Regions from separate parts of the Homo sapiens genome. Here region 1 is linked to region 2. Evidence: read pairs that join two places in POLR2A ChIA-PET (ENCODE). Cell type or tissue: endothelial cell of umbilical vein. All regions are shown on one strand. Each heading gives the region's core, and the rest is flanking DNA. Links, peaks and the distances in the headings are about the cores only. Region 1 has its middle 13 kb from the start of FGFR4. Region 2 overlaps NSD1 (nuclear receptor binding SET domain protein 1).

Evidence for each region. Peaks named below come from ENCODE experiments on the same cell type or tissue, not always from the same donor. Only the 100,000 strongest peaks of a DNase experiment are listed, where the experiment ranks them.
Region 1: POLR2A ChIA-PET joins it to region 2 with 12 read pairs; 4 of 35 experiments call an interaction of 5 or more read pairs at or near these places.

Annotation. Positions count from the first base shown.
Region 1 is chr5:177,068,686-177,078,518 of GRCh38, reverse strand. It overlaps a transcript of ZNF346 not described here. Among named protein-coding and RNA genes, the nearest start is that of FGFR4, 13 kb to the left of the region's middle. In endothelial cell of umbilical vein, for the core only: a CTCF peak has its summit at 6,506 (motif pointing left); a DNase peak (open chromatin) is centred at 6,508.
Region 2 is chr5:177,189,903-177,197,902 of GRCh38, reverse strand. NSD1 (nuclear receptor binding SET domain protein 1) reads right to left here. Exons shown (of 23, transcript NM_022455.5): 3 at 5,884-6,019. Among named protein-coding and RNA genes, the nearest start is that of NSD1, 60 kb to the right of the region's middle. In endothelial cell of umbilical vein, for the core only: no CTCF peak of the experiment used is centred there; DNase peaks (open chromatin) are centred at 2,362 and 3,482; H3K27ac peaks cover 2,748 bases.

The sequences.
Region 1 (9,833 bases), core at 1,834-9,833, 120 kb after region 2:
TGTGCCACTGTGCTGCCACTCCTCACCCTTAACTACTCTCCCCCCACCACCCACTGGCACCCCCAGCTCCTCAGCCTGACATTCAGGGCCCTCCAGGACTGGCCTCTGCTGCTCTCTGCTGTCCCAGCTCCAGTCTCCCCCAAGACACCTGCTGTTTCGCAGCTGCAGTGAGCTCCAGGTAGAGCCTCTGAATGTGCCTGACTGGCTGACACCGTGGCGTCTTTGCTTATGCTGCCTTTGTTGCTGAGCATTCTTCCTCTGGCCTGCCTATCTGTCCTCCCCGCTTTCCAGGCATTCTACCAGATACCTGCCATTCAGCAGGTATTTCTGGACTCCTCTCAGGCATTCCCTTTTCTTTTCTTTTCTTTTTTTGAGATGGAGTCTTGCTCTGTTGCCCAGGCTGGAGTGCAGTGGTGCAATCTCAGCTCACTGCAACCTCCACCTCCCGGGTTCAAGCAATTTTCCTGCCTCAGCCACCCGAGTAGCTGGGATTACAGGCACTCACCACCATGCCCAGCTAATTTTTATATTTTTAGTAGAGATGGGGTTTCACCATGTTGACCAGGCTGGGCTCGAGCTCCTGACCTCAGGTGATCCACCTGCCTCGGCCTCCCAAAGTGCTGGGATTACAGGCGTGAGCCACCGCGCCTGGCCAGGCATTCCTTTTTCTTTCAGATCCCTCCTGGCCACCCTAAACTGGACATTAAAACCCTTTTCCTCTCTCTGGTAACGACCCCTCAAACTTTTCTTGATGTCGTGGTCCTCCCCTACTAGCAGTCCACGGGGGACTGGATGAAACCAACACTCCTCCTTGGCATTTATGGTGGACATGTGACCCAGACCTGGCTAAGGAGAATATTCCATCTCCCAGGCCATTGTGATTAAGTCAGAGATGAGCATGTGACCATGGGAGGGCCAATGGGAGCCAGTCTAGGTCTTTTATTGGAATGAATAGGAAACCAACTCTCTGAGAAGCTGAGCTGTGAATAGGGATGCCTAGAGTTGCTTGGGAGAGCTTCTCTGTGAAAGACAGCAATAAAGGAAACAAGAGGGCCAAGAGCTGGAGTGCACCCGGATCAAGCCTTGCCTGAAGCCATTCCTTCTTTGAACATTTCACTATGTGAACCAAATAATTTTTTCTTCGGCTAATCCTTTTTCTTAAACCCTTTATAAATAAAAGGCTCCTTCTCAGTAGAACACCCTTCCTTTGTGTCTCCACTCTCCTCTGTTGGCTCTTTGGCCATAGTACTCATTTGTTTACATGGCAGCAAATTCATCCTGTTTTCACTGCTATTTGTTTAAAACCTTTTAATAAATTTCCATGGCTTTTAGGAAAAAGACCTGTATTAGTTATCCATTGCTTCATAACACATTACTTTTAAACTTAACGACTTTACATAACAAATATTTGGCTGACTATTGGTGTTAAAGAAAAAATTATTCAAAGATACTTGTTTTTATGTTTATTTATTTATTTTTCTTGAGAGTCTCGCTCTGTCGCCCAAGCTGGAGTACAGTGGCGTGATCTCGGCTCACTGCAACCTCCGCCTCCTGGGTTCAAGCGATTCTCCAGCCTCAGCCTCCCAAGTAGCTGGGATTACAGGCACCTGTCACCATGCCCAGCTAATTTTTGTATTTTTAGTAGAGACGGGGTTTCACCATATTGGCCAGGATGGTCTCAAACTCCTGACCTCAAATGATCCACCCACCTCAGCCTCCCAAACTGCTGGGATTACAGGCGTGAGCCACCACGCCCGGCTCAACGATACTTATTAAAGCACAGTAAAGAAAACTTTATTCAGGACCATTGAGATAGTCACAGGGACCACTGCAATGGGATCTTGCAGAGGGGGAGAGAGATTGGGCTCCATTCTGAATACAGCATGGGCGAGTGGGAATTCTGAGCCAAGGAACAGAGTGGGGAGCAGTGAATGGAAAATGACTAAGAGGAAACGTTGGGGTAAAGGGGTTCTGTCCAAACTGACCCAACAGGATTCTTGCTGAAGACAGGCCCATCAGCCATCACCTGGGGGATGGTGGAGGAGGAGGAACCTGATCAGATATCGAAGATGGGCGGCAGTTCTTGCTAAACTAGACTTAGCAGGTTCTTTGCTAAAACTAGATTTTACAAGGAAGTGCACAGATGGACCTAGGAGAAGGCTCAGAAGCCTGACTAAAATTTGGCCAACCAAAGAATCTTTGTCATTGGTAGAAGACCTACATTTCTCTCAACAACAGCCTCTTGATAGGGCTGCTTGAGTGTTCCCACAACACGTTAGCTGGTTTCCCTCAGAGCTGGTGATCCAAGAGAGAAATATTGAAGCTGCAATGTAATGTATAACTTACTCTCAGACATCAGATTCTTGTCACTTCTGTCTTATTCTATTAGTTAAAAGTGAGTCACAGCCAGGCACAGTGGCTCACGCCTATAATCCCAGCACTTCAGGAGGCTGAGCGAGGAGGATTCCTTGAGCCTAGGAGTTTGAGACCAGCCTGGGCAACGGAGTGAGACCCTAATAAAAAATATTAGCCAGACGGGCGTGGTGGCTCACGCCTGTAATCCCAGCACTTTGGGAGGCTGAGGCAGGTCAATCGCCTGAGGTTGGGAGTTCGAGATCAGCCTGGTCAACCTGGTGAAACCCTGTATCTATTAAAAGTACAAAAATTAGCTGGGCGTGGTGGCGGGTGCCTGTAATTCCAGCTAATTGGGAGGCTGAGACAGGAGAATCGTTTGAACCCAGGAGGCAGAGTTTGCAGTGAGCCGAGATTGCACCACTGCACTCTAGCCTGGGCGACAAGAGAGAAACTCTGTCTCAAAAAAAAAGGAAAAAAAAATTAGCCAGGCACAGTGGCGCATGCCTGTAGTTCCAGCTACTCAGGAGGCTGAGGTGGGAGGACTGTTTGAGCCCAGGAGATCGAGGCTGCAGTGACCTATGATTGTGCCATGCACTCCAGCCTGGGGGACACAGCAAGACCTTGAGTCAATCAATCAATCAGTAAGTAAAGTGAATTGCTACTTACAGCCCATATTAGGGGATATAGGGTAGAAATTAAACTTGACCTATTGAAGGGAGGAGTATTAAAAAGTGTAGATTTTTTTGTTTGTTTGTTTTTTGAGACGGTGTCTGGCTCTGTCGCCCAGGCCGGGGTACAGTGTTACTCATCTCGGCTCACTGCAACCTCTGCCTCCTGGGATCAAGCCATTTTCCCGCCTCAGCCTCATGAGTAGCTGGGATTACAGGCACCCACCACCATGCCCGGCTAGTTTTTTTTTGTATTTTTAATAGAGACGGGGTTTCACCATGTTGTCCAGGCTGGTCTTGAACTCCTGATCTCATGATCCACCTGCTTTGGCCTCCCAAAATGCTGGGATTACAGGCGTGAGCCACCATGCCCGGCCAAAATGTAGATATATTTTATTTTTATTTAAAAAAAATTCTTTTTTTTTTGAGACGGAGGGAGTCTTGCTCTGTCGCCCAGGTTGGAGTGCACTGGCGCGATCTCGGCTCACTGCAAGCTTCGCCTCCTGGGTTCATGCCATTCACCTGCCTCAGCCTCCCGAGTAGCTGGGACTACAGATGCCCACCACCATGCCCGGCTAAATTTTTGTATTTTTAGTAGAGACGGGTTTCACCGTGTTAGCCAGGATGGTCTCGTTCTCCTGACCTCGTGATCCGCCCGCCTCGGCCTCCCAAAGTGCTGGGATTACAGGTGTGAGCCAACTTGCCCGGCCAGGAATCCCTCCTCTGTCTGACCTAACTGCCCTCTGCCCTGGAGCTGCTCAGCCTCTATCAATTTTTCTGGCTCTCAGCGAACGTTTTCATTCAGTTGCAAGACACAGAAACTCAAATTCAAACCTGCTTACACAAAATAGTGAATGTACTGGCTCATGCACTTTTTAAAGAGATGAGGTCTGTTGTGCTGCCCAGGCTGGATGTGAACTCCTGGGCCTAAGAAATTCTCCTGCCTTAGTCTCCTGAGTAGCTGGGACTACAGGAGCATGACTGTAAGTCCTGGTGTGAATCAGGCTCCAGAAACAGCTTGATCCTGGTTCCCAACAGTATGGTCAAAACTCATTCTCTCTTCTGTCTTCTTCTCTATGACAGGTGCTCCCTAAGAAGTGACAAAGAAGGCCACTAACAGCTCTGGGCTCGAGACATTCCCACTTGGCAACTTCTCAACTGTTCTGGCAAAAGCCAGGAGAGTGGAGGTCTTCCCCACCCGGACTACATAAGCTGAGGGTGGGGTTTTTCAAAGAAAAGCTTATTATAGGAAGAAGGGTAAACAGACACTAGGAAGCTTCTGATTATTATACCTAGTGATTCTGTGAGCCTTTACTGCACAAACTGTTCCCAAACTTAATTATTTAAAACAATGTATTATTTCTCACAATTCTGTGATTAGCTGGGCTCAGGTGGCAGTTCTGCTTATGCTGTGGATTGGCTATGCTAGAGGGTCTGGGATGTCCTCCCTCACATGTATGGAGCTGGCTGTTGGCTTCTCTCTCTACCTGGTCTGTGGTCGCCACATGGTCTAGCCCAAACTTCCTTTCACAGGGTCAGGAACGGAAGCTGCATGAGCACTTAAGTCCTAACCTTGGAAGTCGTACAGTCATGTTACTGAATTCTCTGATCAAAGCAACTCACAAGACTAGTTCAGATTCAAGAGACTGGGAAATGGACCCCCCCCCTCCCCCGCCCGCCCGATCTTGATGGGAGCAATGATAAAGTCACATTGCAAAAGGACACAGGCACAGGGAGGCAATGATTCATGGGAGGCCATTATTGAAACAATCAACTGTGTTCCACAACTCGCCTCTTCTAGTTCCTTTCACTAAGCCTCCTCCCACCCCAGCAACCTGGCTCCTTTGACCTTCATGACCACTAGAGGATCATCTCCCTCAATAAGTCTTTCCGGCCAGGTGCGGTGGCTCACGTCTGCAATCCCAGCACTCTGGTAGGCCGAGGTGGGAGGATCGTTTGAGCTCAGGAGTTCAAGACCAGCCTGGGCAACACAGTGGGACCTTGTGTCTACAAAAAATAAGATAATTAGCTGGGTGTGGTGGTGTGCGCCTGTAGTCCCAGCTACTCGGGAGGCTGAGGTGGGAGGATCACTTGAGTCAGTGAGGTCGAGGCTGCAATGAGCTGTGTTTGCACCACTGCATTCCAGCCTGTGTGACAGAGTGAGACGCTGTTTCAAAAAACAAACAAAATAAATGTCTTTCCTGTGAAATCCCAGCAATGGTCCCTACCAGACCATACCCATTTTTATTCATTTATTCATTAATGTATTCAATCACCAAGCAGTTATTAAAACATAAGCACAGTCCTATGCTAGGGACCAGGGATGCAGTATCATAAGACCCAATTCCTGCCCTCAAGCAGTTTCTAGTCTAAAAGAAGAGACAGGGAATTAGATCATCGTAACACAGCATATTAAGGGCTATGCTAGAGGGGAACACAGGGCATCTGGGAACACAAAGGGCAGCCAACTTGGCCTTGGGGGCCAGTGATCTCTGGATGAGTGGAGGTCCCCAGGTTGACAAGGGGAGCTGGAGCAAGTATTAGGCAGAAATCTTGGTTGCAAGTTATAGAAACTCAACTGACTTAAAGAAAAGTCATAACTAAAAAGTCCTGGGGGATATTAGCTTCAGGCATAGCTGGATCCAGGTAGTCATCAGAAATGAGTCTCTCCTTATCTGGAGTACAGTGGTGTGATCTCGGCTCACTGCAACCTCCGCCTCACGGGTTCAAGCAATACTCCTGCCTCAGCCTCCTGAGTAGCTGGGACTACAGACGTGCGCCACCACGCCTGACTAATTTTTGTATTTTTAGTAGAGACAGGGTTTCATCATGTTGGCCAGCTGGCCTTGAACTCCTGACTTCAAGTAATCTGCCTGCTTTGGCCTCCCAAAGTACTGGGGTTACAGGTGTGAGCCACCGAGCCCGGCCTCCTCTGTGTTGGCTTAGTTCTGAAGCAGGCTGTCCTTACATGCTGGACACTAACAGCTGAAGACTATGACTGTGATTACTCAGTCGGGTCACAGGCTCACTCCTGGAATCAGAGAGCAGGGCCAGTCCCTCGGAACCACAGGATCTGAGAATGGAGCAGGTTTGTCACCCAAAGGAGAAAAGGAAAAGAAGGGCTGTGGAGCTGGCCTGACATCAGGTGTACTTCTAGACAGGTGACTAAGTTACAGCCCTCAAACAGAGAGGGCCTCCTGAGGGAAATGTCCTGAGGGAAGGGGAAATCGGCCTTGGGAATGAGCAGAAGTGCTAAGATCAAATCTCTCTCCAAGGCTACTTCTTGGTTGTGTAAGCTCTGCAAGACTTTGTCCCTGACTTTCTCCTGTGAAATCAAGTCTTTGCCAGTTGTCCTGAGGGTTAACTGAAATAGCATATACAGGGGCTCGTGAAGTCACCCTGTTCTCTTCCCATTAAATCAAACAGTAAAGTCCCAGGGCTGGTCTACCTTGCTAGAAAAAAGAAGCTGACTCCACCTAGTGGCTAATGGGGTCATTGCACTGAAGAGTTGAACATTTACAGAACTGCGTTCTGATATTCCTAGACAGATGAAGCAGCATATATGAACAGTAAGCTTGGGAGAGACAGGCCGGGGACGGGTCTGCCCTGTCTCTGTAACAGGGCTTTGCACAGGGCAGAGAGGTGAGGTTAGGTGGATGGATGGTCAGAGGGAGAAAGTGTTCTTCCTATTGTATTTTACACTAGTGACTGCTCATCAGAGCATCTGGTTTGGGGGTGGGGACAGCTCATCTGGCAGGGACTGCTGTGAGGGAAGGAAGGGCTTTCTTCTTCTTCTTCTTTTTTTTTTTTTGAGACAGAGTCTCGCTCTGTCGCCCAGGCTGGAGTGCAGTGGCACGATCTCAGCTCACTGCAAGCTCCGCCTCCCGGGTTCATGCCATTCTCCTGCCTCAGCCTCCCGGTAGCTGGGACTACAGGCACCCGCCACTACGACCAGCTAATTTTTTGTATTTTTAGTAGAGATGGGGTTTCACCGTGTTAGCCAGGATGGTCTCGATCTCCTAACCTTGTGATCCGCCCACCTCAGCCTCCCAAAGTGCTGGGATTACAGGCGTGAGCCACCGCGCCTGGCGCCTGGCCCCTTTTTTCTTTCTTTCTTTTTTTTTTTTTTAAGAGGCTCCCATTATGTTGCCCAGGCTGGATTTGAACTCCTGGGCTCAAGCGATCCTCCTGCCTCAGCCTCCCGAGCAGATGGGATTGCAGGCACGTGCACCACACCTGGCTTAGGGCTCTGGGAGGAAACTCTACCTGTTCATTGCTACTTCTTCAGGATTTGAGCTGGGAACTGTGATTTCTTCTAACTTCCACTTCACAAGGCCTCAGGTCACATATAGCTGGTGGCAGTGCTCAGACCAACACTTAGGGCTCCTGAATCCCAGGCCCTTGTCCCTCATGCCACCCCTCATTGGCTGCTATACAGGTACATGTCTAGATCTGTGTCTGCACTGGTGGGTTGTTATATTCAAACAGCTGCTTTGCATCTAGCTCTGGGCTAAGAGTATGCTTCCACTTCCTCTTGGTTCCATTTCATGCATGATTCCATTTCTTCCCCTCAGGTGTGACACCTCAGTAGTGTCACTGGCCAAAGAGCCTTGGGCCTGGGATAAGCAGGGGCTCCCCAGTAGTGGAGGGTGACTTTTCGCTGGGCCCCAGTAAAGAATCACTTCTAGCCACTATGCTACTTTTCCCCCCGCCTCAGTCAGACCGGATTACTGAATCTTATTACATGGGGCTATGCCAGATGCCATCTGCTTGTGGCCTTACCCCCGCTCCAGGGGGACTCAGGGCTTACTTCAGGTCAACAATAGAAAGAGCAGCAGCTATCATTTATATAGCATTTATCATGTGTAAGGCACTATTATTTCATATCCACCTATTCTTTTAATTCTCATGATCACCCTGTGAGGTAGGTACTAATGTTCCACCCCGAGGCAGCTTTGCGATGGCAGAGCTGGGATCTGAACCTTAGCTGCTTGCTTCCCAGAACCTGAGTTTTCGCCACTACGCTAGACTGCCTCTCCAGAGCTGATGCCTCTCTGAGACCCTCCCTAGGCACTGGAGCCATGAGCAGGGGCTCCCTCATATGCTTGCCTGCTGTATTGTGGGTCCTGGGTATTGATTTCTGAGGCCATTCGAGGCTACAAAATTCAAACCTGTCTTGAGCATGCTAAAAGTAAGAAGGGCCCTGATTTCAAGTCAGGAACTATGGATTCAAATTCCTGGGTACCACCAGAATGGCCAATATTAAAAAAACTGACAACACCAAGTGCTAACCAAGACGTGGAGCTGCTGGAGCTCCCACACACTGCTGGTGAGGATGTAAGTCAATAGAGCCACTTTGGAAAACTGTTTGGCAGTGTCTAGACAAGCTAAACATATGCCTACTCTATGATTCCACGCCTGAGTAGATGAGTGAACATGTGTACCAAGCAGCATGTAAAAAATCCTTCACAGCAGTTTTATTTATGATACCCCCAAACTAGAAACAACCCAGTTGTCCCTCAACAGGATGGCTGGGCCAGGCTTGGTGGCTCACGCTTGTAATCCCAGCACTTTGGGAGGCTAAGGTGGGTGGATCGCTTGAGCCCAGGAGTTTGAGACCAGCCTGGGCAACAGGGTGAGACGCCATCCCTACAAAAAATACGAAAAACTAGCTGGCATGGTGGCATGTGCCTGTAGTCCCAGCTACTTGGGAGGCTGAGGCGGGAGGATCACTTGAGCCCAGGAGTTCGAGACCAGCCTGGGCAACAGAGACTCCATCTCTACAAAAAATAGAAAAAATTAGCTGGTGTGGTGGCATGTGCCTGTAGTCTCAGCTACTTGGGAGGCTGAGGTGGGAGGATCACTTGAGCCCAGGAGGTCGAGGCTGCAGTGAGTCTTGATGGCACCACTGCATTCCAGCCTGGGGGCCAGAGTGAGAACATCTCAAAAACAAAAACAAAAAAGTAGGATGGCTAAATTGTGCTATATTCAAATAAAGGACCACTACACAGCACGAAAAAACTCAACTTGTTTTTTTTTTTTTGAGACAGAGTCTTACTACGTCACCTAGGCTGGAGTGCAGTGGCGCGATCTCAGCTCACTTGCAACCTCCGCCTCCCAGGTTCAAGCGATTCTCCTGCCTCAGCGAGCAGCTGAGATTACAGGCATCCACCACCACGACCAGCTAATTTTTGTATTTTTAGTAGAGACAGGGTTTCACCATGTTGGCTAGGCTGGTCTGGAACTCCTGACCTCAAGTGATGCGCCCGCCTCGGCCTCCCAAAGAGCTGGGATTACAGGCATGAGCCACTGCGCCTGGCTGAAAAAAAAAAACTGAACTTCTGAGACATACAGTAACATGGGTGAATTCCACAAACTAATATTGTGCAAAATGTATGATTCCATTTTTATAAAACTCAAGAGCAAGCAAAACTAATCTATAATGATCGAGGTCAAAATAGTGGTTGCTTCTGGGGGATACTGACTAGGAGGGGAAATGAGGGAATGTTTTAGGGACCTGGCAATGTTCTGTATCTTGATCTGGAGGGTGACTGCCCCAATGTATACATGTAAGTGAGGATTCATCAAACTGAAGTCTAAAATTGGTGCACATTACTGAATGTATGGTGTACCTCAAAAAGTTAGAGAAAAAAAGGAAACAGTTAAACAATTTCTGGGTATAGTGCACAGTTGTTTTTGTCCCCCTCCCCCTGCATCCATTCCCCCTTAATCTGGAAAGAGCCCTACAACCTTCTTCTTTTGGGGTTGTATCACTCCCTCTCTCAATGTTTTAGGTGGAGCTGACTCAGC
Region 2 (8,000 bases), core at 1-8,000:
CCAATCTAACTTCTACCTCAATGAAACCAACAACAACAAAAAAGGTACTCGTGATCTCCACCTTCTTATCCCTAATGGACATTTTATTTGCTCTCTAGGCAACACTCAGCAAAATTGACCACATCGTCCTTAAACTACAGTGGTCCCAGCTCACGTGAGACTTCACTTTCGATGGTTTCAGTTACCTGTGATACAGTAAAATAAGCTATTGGGGTCGAAGGTAGGGGACAGATTCCCATAACTTTTATTACAGTGTAATTGTTCTGTTTTATTTATTTTTTGAGATGGAGTCTCGCACTCTCGCCCAGGCTGGAGTGCAGTGGCGTCATCTTGGCTCACTGCAAGCTCCGCCTCCCGGGTTCACACCATTCTCCTGCCTCAGCCTGCCAAGTAGCTGGGACTACAGGCGCCCGCCACCCTGCCCAGCTAATGTTTTGTATTTTTAGTAGAGACAGGGTTTCACCTTGTTAGCCAGGATGGTCTCCATCGCCTGACCTTGTGATCCGCCTGCCTCGGCCTCCCGAAGTGCTGGGATTATAGGCGTGAGCCACTGCACCCGCCCTGTTTTATTATTAGTTGTTACTGATCTCTTACAATACCCAATTTATTTTTTATTTACTATTTTTTTTTTTTTAGATGGAGTCTTGCTCCATTGCCCAGGCTGGAGAGCAGTGGTATGATCTCGGCTCATTGCAACTTCCACCTCCCAAGTTTAAGCAATCCTCCTGCCTCAGCCTCCCCAGTAGCTGGGATTACAGGCATCCACCACCACGCCCAGCTAATTTTTTGTGTGTTTTTAGAAGAAACAGGGTTTCACCATGTTGGCCAGGCTGGCTTTCAACTCCTGACCTCAAGTGATCCGCCCGCCTCGGATTCCCAAAGTGCTGGATTGCAGGCGTGAGCCACCACAACCAGCCACAATGCCCAATTTATAAATGATACTTTATAATAGGTATGTATGTACAGGAAAAACATTATATATATGGGATTCAGTACTATCCAGTTTCAGGCATCCACTGAGAATCTTAGAACATATCCCCAGTACATACTACTGTACTCTAGCCACATTCTCCTACTTTTCCTCTTCCACCTGTTTCATCTGATTCTTTTTCATCATTCTTTTTCAGCAAGCTCAGTCTCTTTCATACAGATGTCAAATGATGTCTTCCTCAATGTACCTTTTGTCTCATAGTATCTTTTGTCCCAAAAAATCTCACCCATGCCTTGCCCATGGCTCCAACTAATATGAACAAGAATATGTCCTTTCTGAGTTATAGATGCTCTGGTGTTCTCTCAGTAAATGACGATCTATTCAGCCATCCAGTGATGAAGCTAAAAACGTGGGAGCCATCCTATGATATGGAAACCTGAGAACTGAAAGCCTCAGGACTTCATTCTCCCTCAGTCAACATTATCCAATGCATTACTACATCAGATGCATTTTACCTCCTCATCTGTTTTTATTTTCTATTCGCAATTTTCATCACACCATAATCACTAATAATGACTTAACTGTCTCTTTTTACTTATTTGTGGTCCCCTTCTAACACATGTTCAACAATCCAGCCACAGTGAACTTTTAAAATGAACAGATCAGAGCATGGCGGCTCCTGCTAAACACTTTTTAATTATATACATTGTTTCTGAGATAAAAATAACAAAATTTTTTAACAAAGTCAACAAGGCACTGAACACTTTGTCCCATATCTACTTCCCAGCCTCATACTGTGCCACCCTCCCTTACTCTGTGAGCTGCAGATTCCTGGAACCATCTTCTTCTCTCTTCCCTAGTTAACTCCCAACTCATCCTCTCAAGTAACAGATCAGAGATAACTTTATTAGCAAACACCACTGATGAAGAGTCCAGGTCAGTTATCCCTGTTATATCACTGAATAGGCATCAAAATTGTTCCTTGGACAGACTTCTCAGTTAAGTAATAATGCATTTGATTATTTTCTGGTGTCTTGTCCCTTATACTAGATTCTAATTTCTCATGAGAGCAAGCAGTATAGATGTATGGCCCAATAATGAATCCCAAAACCTAGCACAGTACTCAATCTATACAAGGTATTTACTATTTGTCAAATAAATAGCATGGACTCAACTAGTATGCATAAGAAACACTATAAATAGGCTGAGTGCGGTAGCTCCTGTCAGTAATCCCAAGTACTTTGGGAGGCCGAGGCGGGCAGATCGCTTGAGCCCAGGAGTTTCAGACCAGCCTGGGCAACAAGGCAAAACCCTGTCTCTACAAAAAAATTAAAAACTAAGCCAGGCATAGTGGCGAATGCCTGTAGCCCCAGCTGCTTGGAAGGCACAGGAGGGAAGATCGCTTGACCCTGGGAAGCTATGGCTGCAATGAGTCATGATCACGCCACTGCATTCTAGCCTGGGCAATAGAACGAGACCCTCAATCAAAAGAGAGACGAGGAGAGAGAGAGAGAGAGACACCCTAATGAGTAAGAAACCAGCAGTCATAGGGACAGGGAGGTTAGAAAAGAAGGACTCAGAGTTTTCTAGTAGTAGAATTTAAATATCCAGACAGGTCACAAAGGATAAGGTATCAACATTTTTTTTGAATTAAAGAGAAAGTGTCTCATTGTATTGCCAAGGCTGGTCTCAAACTCCTAGGCTCAAGTGATCCTCCCACCTCGGACTCCCAAAGTGCTGGGATTATAGGCATGAGCTACCGTGTCTGGTCAAGGTATTAAATTTTTAACACACTAAGTTATTTTCTTCTTTTGAGACAGAGTCTCGCTCTGTCACCCAGGCTGTAGTGCAGTAGTGTGATCTTGGATCACGGCAACCTCCACATCCCGGGCTCAAGCAATTCTTCTGCCTCAGCCTCCCCAGTAGCTGGGATTGTAGGAGCATGCCAACACACCTGGCTAATTTTTGTATTTTTAGTAAACACAGGGTTTCACCATGTCAGCCAGACTGGTCTCGAACTCCTGACCTCAGGTGATCTGCCCGCCTTAGCCTCCCAAAGTGCTGGAATTACAGGTGTGAGCCACTGCGCCCAGACACAAAACCTAGTACTGTGCTAGGTTCTGGCACCTGTAGTCCCAGGTACTCGGGAGGCTGAGGCAGGAGAATGGTGTGAACCCAGGAGGTGGAGCTTGCAGTGAGCCGAGATTGTGCCACTGCACTCCAACCTGGGAGACAGAGCAAGGCTCTGCCTCAAAAAAAAAAAAAAAAAAAAAAAAAGACACTAAAATTTATAAAGGTTTTTGGGCACCTCATTATTCAAAATATAAAATCAAATCCAGGAATTCTACTTTGGAGAAATCATCCTTTTTAAAAAAAAAAAAAAAAAAAAAAAGAGGCATGGTGACTCACACATGTAATTCCAGCACTCCGGAAGGCCAAGGTGGGAGGATCCCTTATTAAGCTCAGGATTTCAAGACCAGCCTGGGTAATATATGGAGACACTATCTCCACCCAAAAAAAAAAAAAAAAAGCCATGTGTGGTGGCACACGTCTGTGCTCCCAGCTATTCCAGCTATTCCAGCTATTCAGGATGCTGAGGTTGGATGACTGTTTGAGCCCTGGAGATCAAGGCTTCAGTGAGGCGTTGTTATGCCATTACACTCCAGCCTAGGCAACAGAATGAGATCCTGTCTCAGAAAAATAAACAAATACATAAATAATAAAAATATGAAAAAAATCTCCACAAAGTGGAAAAGGCAAGCTGCAAAATATACAATGTTCTGTTTGTGATAAAGGAAAGACGTGGAAGATGACTAAGAAGTATGTATTTACTCATGTAAATAAAAATATAATTTATATGAAAAAACATTATGTATATAAAAATATATTAATATCAGCCAGGTGTGGTGGCTCACGCCTGTAATCCAAACACTTTGGGAGGCCAAGACCTGTGGTTCACTTGAGGTCAGGAGTTTGAGACCAGCCTGGCCAACATGGTGAAACCCCGTCTCTACTAAAATACAAAAATTAGCTGGGCATGGTGGCACGCACCTGTAATCCCAGCTACTCTGGAGGCTGAGGCAGGAGGAGAATTGCTTGAACCCGGGAGGCAGAGGTTGCAGTGAGCCGAAATTGCGCCACTGCACTCCAACGTACGTGACAGAGCAAGATTCCGTCTCAAAACAAAACAACAACAACAACAACAAAAATTAATATCAATTGGTTGCCTGTTGAAAGGAGTGAAGAATGTGGCGGATCACAGCAAAGCAGAGAGTAAGCTGATTTTTCTGAATCTCACCAACATCTGACTTTCAGAAACTAAAATACATATATTAAAACTAAAATAAAATCACTACCATCCTAACAGAAAAAAGGACAGCTCAAATCAAGTTTCAGGCCAGGTGCAGTGGCTCACACCTGTAATCCCAACACTTTGGGAGGCTGAGGAAGGAGGATCACCTGAGGTCAGGAGTTCAAGACCAGCCTGGCCAACATGGTGAAACCCCATCTCTACTAAAAATACAAAAATTGGCCCGGCACGGTGGCTCACGCTTGTAATCCCAGCATTTTGTAAGGCCGAGGCAGGCAGATCACGAGGTCAAGAGATCAAGACCATCCTGGTTAACACGGTGAAATCCCGTCTCTACTAAAAATACCAAAAAAATTAGCCAGGCATGGTGGCGGACGCCTGTAGTCCCAGCTACTCGGGAGGCTGAGGCAGGAGAATGGCATGAACCCAGCAGGCAGAGCTTGCAGTGAGCCGAGATCACGCCACTGCACTCCAGCCTGGGAGACAGAGCAGAAATTCTTCTCTAAAATAAAATAAAATAAAAATAAATCAAGTTTCAGCCCCATCCTTTAGAGTAATTTAAAACTAAGGTACCTAAGATTCAAACACAACAATCAACTGAAAAACAAACAATAGCATTTAAAGGAAATACTCCAAATTAAAATTTTAAACTTCAAAATTATTAATAAACATTTACAATTGTTTCAGCTTTTATATTATAAAAAATGATACAAACCTGATTAAAGTAGAAATACGTAAATATACTAAAAGGTGATTCCGGACAATGTAAACATTAGAAAAATGGCCTAACACCTTCCTGGCATCAACAGAATAATTGAGAATGTTTAAATCAGCCGGGCACAGTGGCTCACGCCTGTAATCCCCATACTTTGGGAGTCTAAGGCGGGCGGATCACCTCATCTCAGGAGTTCAAGACCAGCCTGGCCAACATGGTGAAACCCCGTCTCTACTAAAAATACAAAAATTAGGCCTGGTGCAGGGCTCATGCCTGTAATCTCAGCACTTTGGGAGGCCAAGGCAGGCAGATCGCCTGAGGTCGGGAGCTCGAGACCAGTCTGACCAACATGGAGAAACCCCGTTTCTACTAAAAATACAAAATTAGCTGGGCGTAGTGGCACATGCCTGCAATCCCAGCTACTGAGGAGGCTGAGCCAGAAGAATTGCTTGAACCCGGGAGGCAGAGGTTGCGGTAAGCTGAGATCACGCCACTGCACTCCAGCCTGGGCAACAAGAGCAAAACTCCATCTCAAATAAAAAATTAAAAAAAAAAACAAAAAACAAAAATTAGCCAAGCGTGGTGGCGGATGCCTGTAATCCCAGCTACTCGGGAGGCTAAGGCAGGAGAATCGCTTGAACTCACAAGTCAGAGGTTGCAGTGAGCTGAGATTGCACCACTACAGTCCAGCCTGGGCAACAAGAGCGAGACTCCGTCTCAAAAACAAACAAACAAAAAAAAAAAACTGAGAGAAGGTTTAAATCATAGAGTAAAACGAACTTTTAAAAGCCCCAAAAGATAAAATATGTAACACCAATTCATTCACAAAATGTTCCAAGGAAAAAAATATATTATTATTAAGATAACAAAAATTGAGTTATTCTAAAGGCAACTGCCTTTAACATGTATAATCACTGCAAGTATTACCTTTCATTTTTGAATGTGTGTTAATCAACGGATCAGAACAAATCCTGCAGGGCCACCATGGGCGTCTCTTGAATTTTGCCCAGATGAGATCTCCAACTTCATACTTCAGTGGCGTAGACTTTTTCTTAGGTTGACACTTTAGACAGACAAAACATGGGGCATCAATAAGAATCAAAATATTTTGAAACATTATTGTCATTCCTATTAGCCTTCTGAAAAAGCAATGTATGAAAAATTGAGAATGAAAACACTCTAGCCTAAAAAGAATTACAAAATAAGTACAACTAAATTATTCCATCTTAATTGTTCATAACATAGCCCTTTATACATAGTTCTCAACTTATAATTGTTTTATATAATGAATCTATCCGTATTTTGAAAATAAAATTAAGCTGGCTTTATTTTTAAAGAACTAAAAACACACACAATAAAGAAAATCATCCGAAGGAAAAGACACCCTTGATCTAGTCCTTGGATCAAAACACAAAGGGAAAAAAAAAATGGAGAAAAAATTATAGGAAGAATTTTTAATAATATCAAGAGACTTCAGACCCTTCTGCATGTGATATTCTACATGCTTTTCAAACCAATATTTCTATTAGCGTATTAACAATAGTAATAGCCAGGAGTGGTGGCACATGCCTGTAGTCCCAGCTAACACTTTACTTTCAGACATAAGCCCCAGAGAAAACAGCAAAGAATTCTTCTAAATACTCACAGAAGTTAAATCTCATTAAAAATACTGGGATTGGCTGGGCACAGTGGCTCATGCCTGTAATCCCAGCACTTTGGGAGGCCGAGGCAGGTGGATCACCTGAGGTCAGGAGTTCGTGACCGGCCTGGCCAACATGGTGAAACCTTGTTCTACTAAAAATACAAAAATTAGCCGGGGGTGTTAGCGGGCACCTGTAATCCTACCCAGTTACTTGGGAGGCTGAGACAGGAGAATCGCTTGAACCCTGGAGGCGGAGGTTGCAGCGAGCCAAGAGCCACCGTACTTTAGCCTCGGCGACAGAGAGACTCTTCAAAAAAAAAAAAGAAAAAAAAAAAAAAGGCTGGGTGCAGTGGCTCATGCCTGTAATCCCAGCACTTTGGGAGGCCGAGGCGGGCAGATCACGAGGTCAGGAAATCGAGACCATCCTGGCTAACACGGTGAAACCCCGTCTCTACTAAAAATAAAAAATTAGCTGGGCATGGTGGCGGGCGCCTGTAGTCCCAGCTACTCGGGAGGCTGAGGCAGGAGAATGGCGTGAACCCAGGAGGCGGAGCTTGCAGTGAGCCGAGATGGCGCCACTGCACTCCAGCCTGGGAGACAGAGCAAGACTCCGTCTCGGAAAAAAAAAAAACCTGGGATTAGTTCCTCCTGTATATAGAGCTACTAGAAAATGAAACAAGAACTACATCTTACTTTCTTTTAAAAAGCTCTAAGGGGCCAGGCACAGTGGCTCACATCTGTAATCCCAGTACTCTGGGAGGCCGAGGTAGGCAGATAACTTGAGGCCAGGAGTTTGAGATCAGCCTGGCCAACACAGCGAAACCCTGTCTCTGCTAAAAAGAGAAAAAAATACAAAAATTGGCAGGGCATGGCGGCGCATGCCGGTAATCCCAGCTACTCGGGAGGCTGAGGCAAGAGAATTGCTTGAACCAGGGAGGCAGAGGTTGCAGTGAGCCAAGATTGCGCCACTGCACGCCGGCCTGGGCAACAGAGTTAGACTCTGCCTCAAAAGTAAAAAGAATAAAATAAAATAAAAAGCCCTAAGGGGGCCAGATGCTGTGGCTCTTGCCTATAAATTCCAGCACTTTGGGAGGCTGAGGTGACAGGATCACTCCAGCCTAGGAGTCTGAGATCAGCCTGGACAACATGTCAGACCCAGTCTCTACAAAAAATTTAAAAAATTAGCTGGGCATGGTGGTGCATGCCTGTACTCCCAGCTGCTTGGGAGACAGGTAGGAGGACTGCTTGAGCCCAAGAATTCGAGGCTACAGTGGACCATGTTCATGCCCACTGCACTCCAGCCTGTGCTACAGAGTGAGATCTGTCTTTAAAAAAATCTAAGGGACCATATTGATGGTTATCAAGTAAATTCTCAAAAAGAATACGACTTCAAAGTTAATTG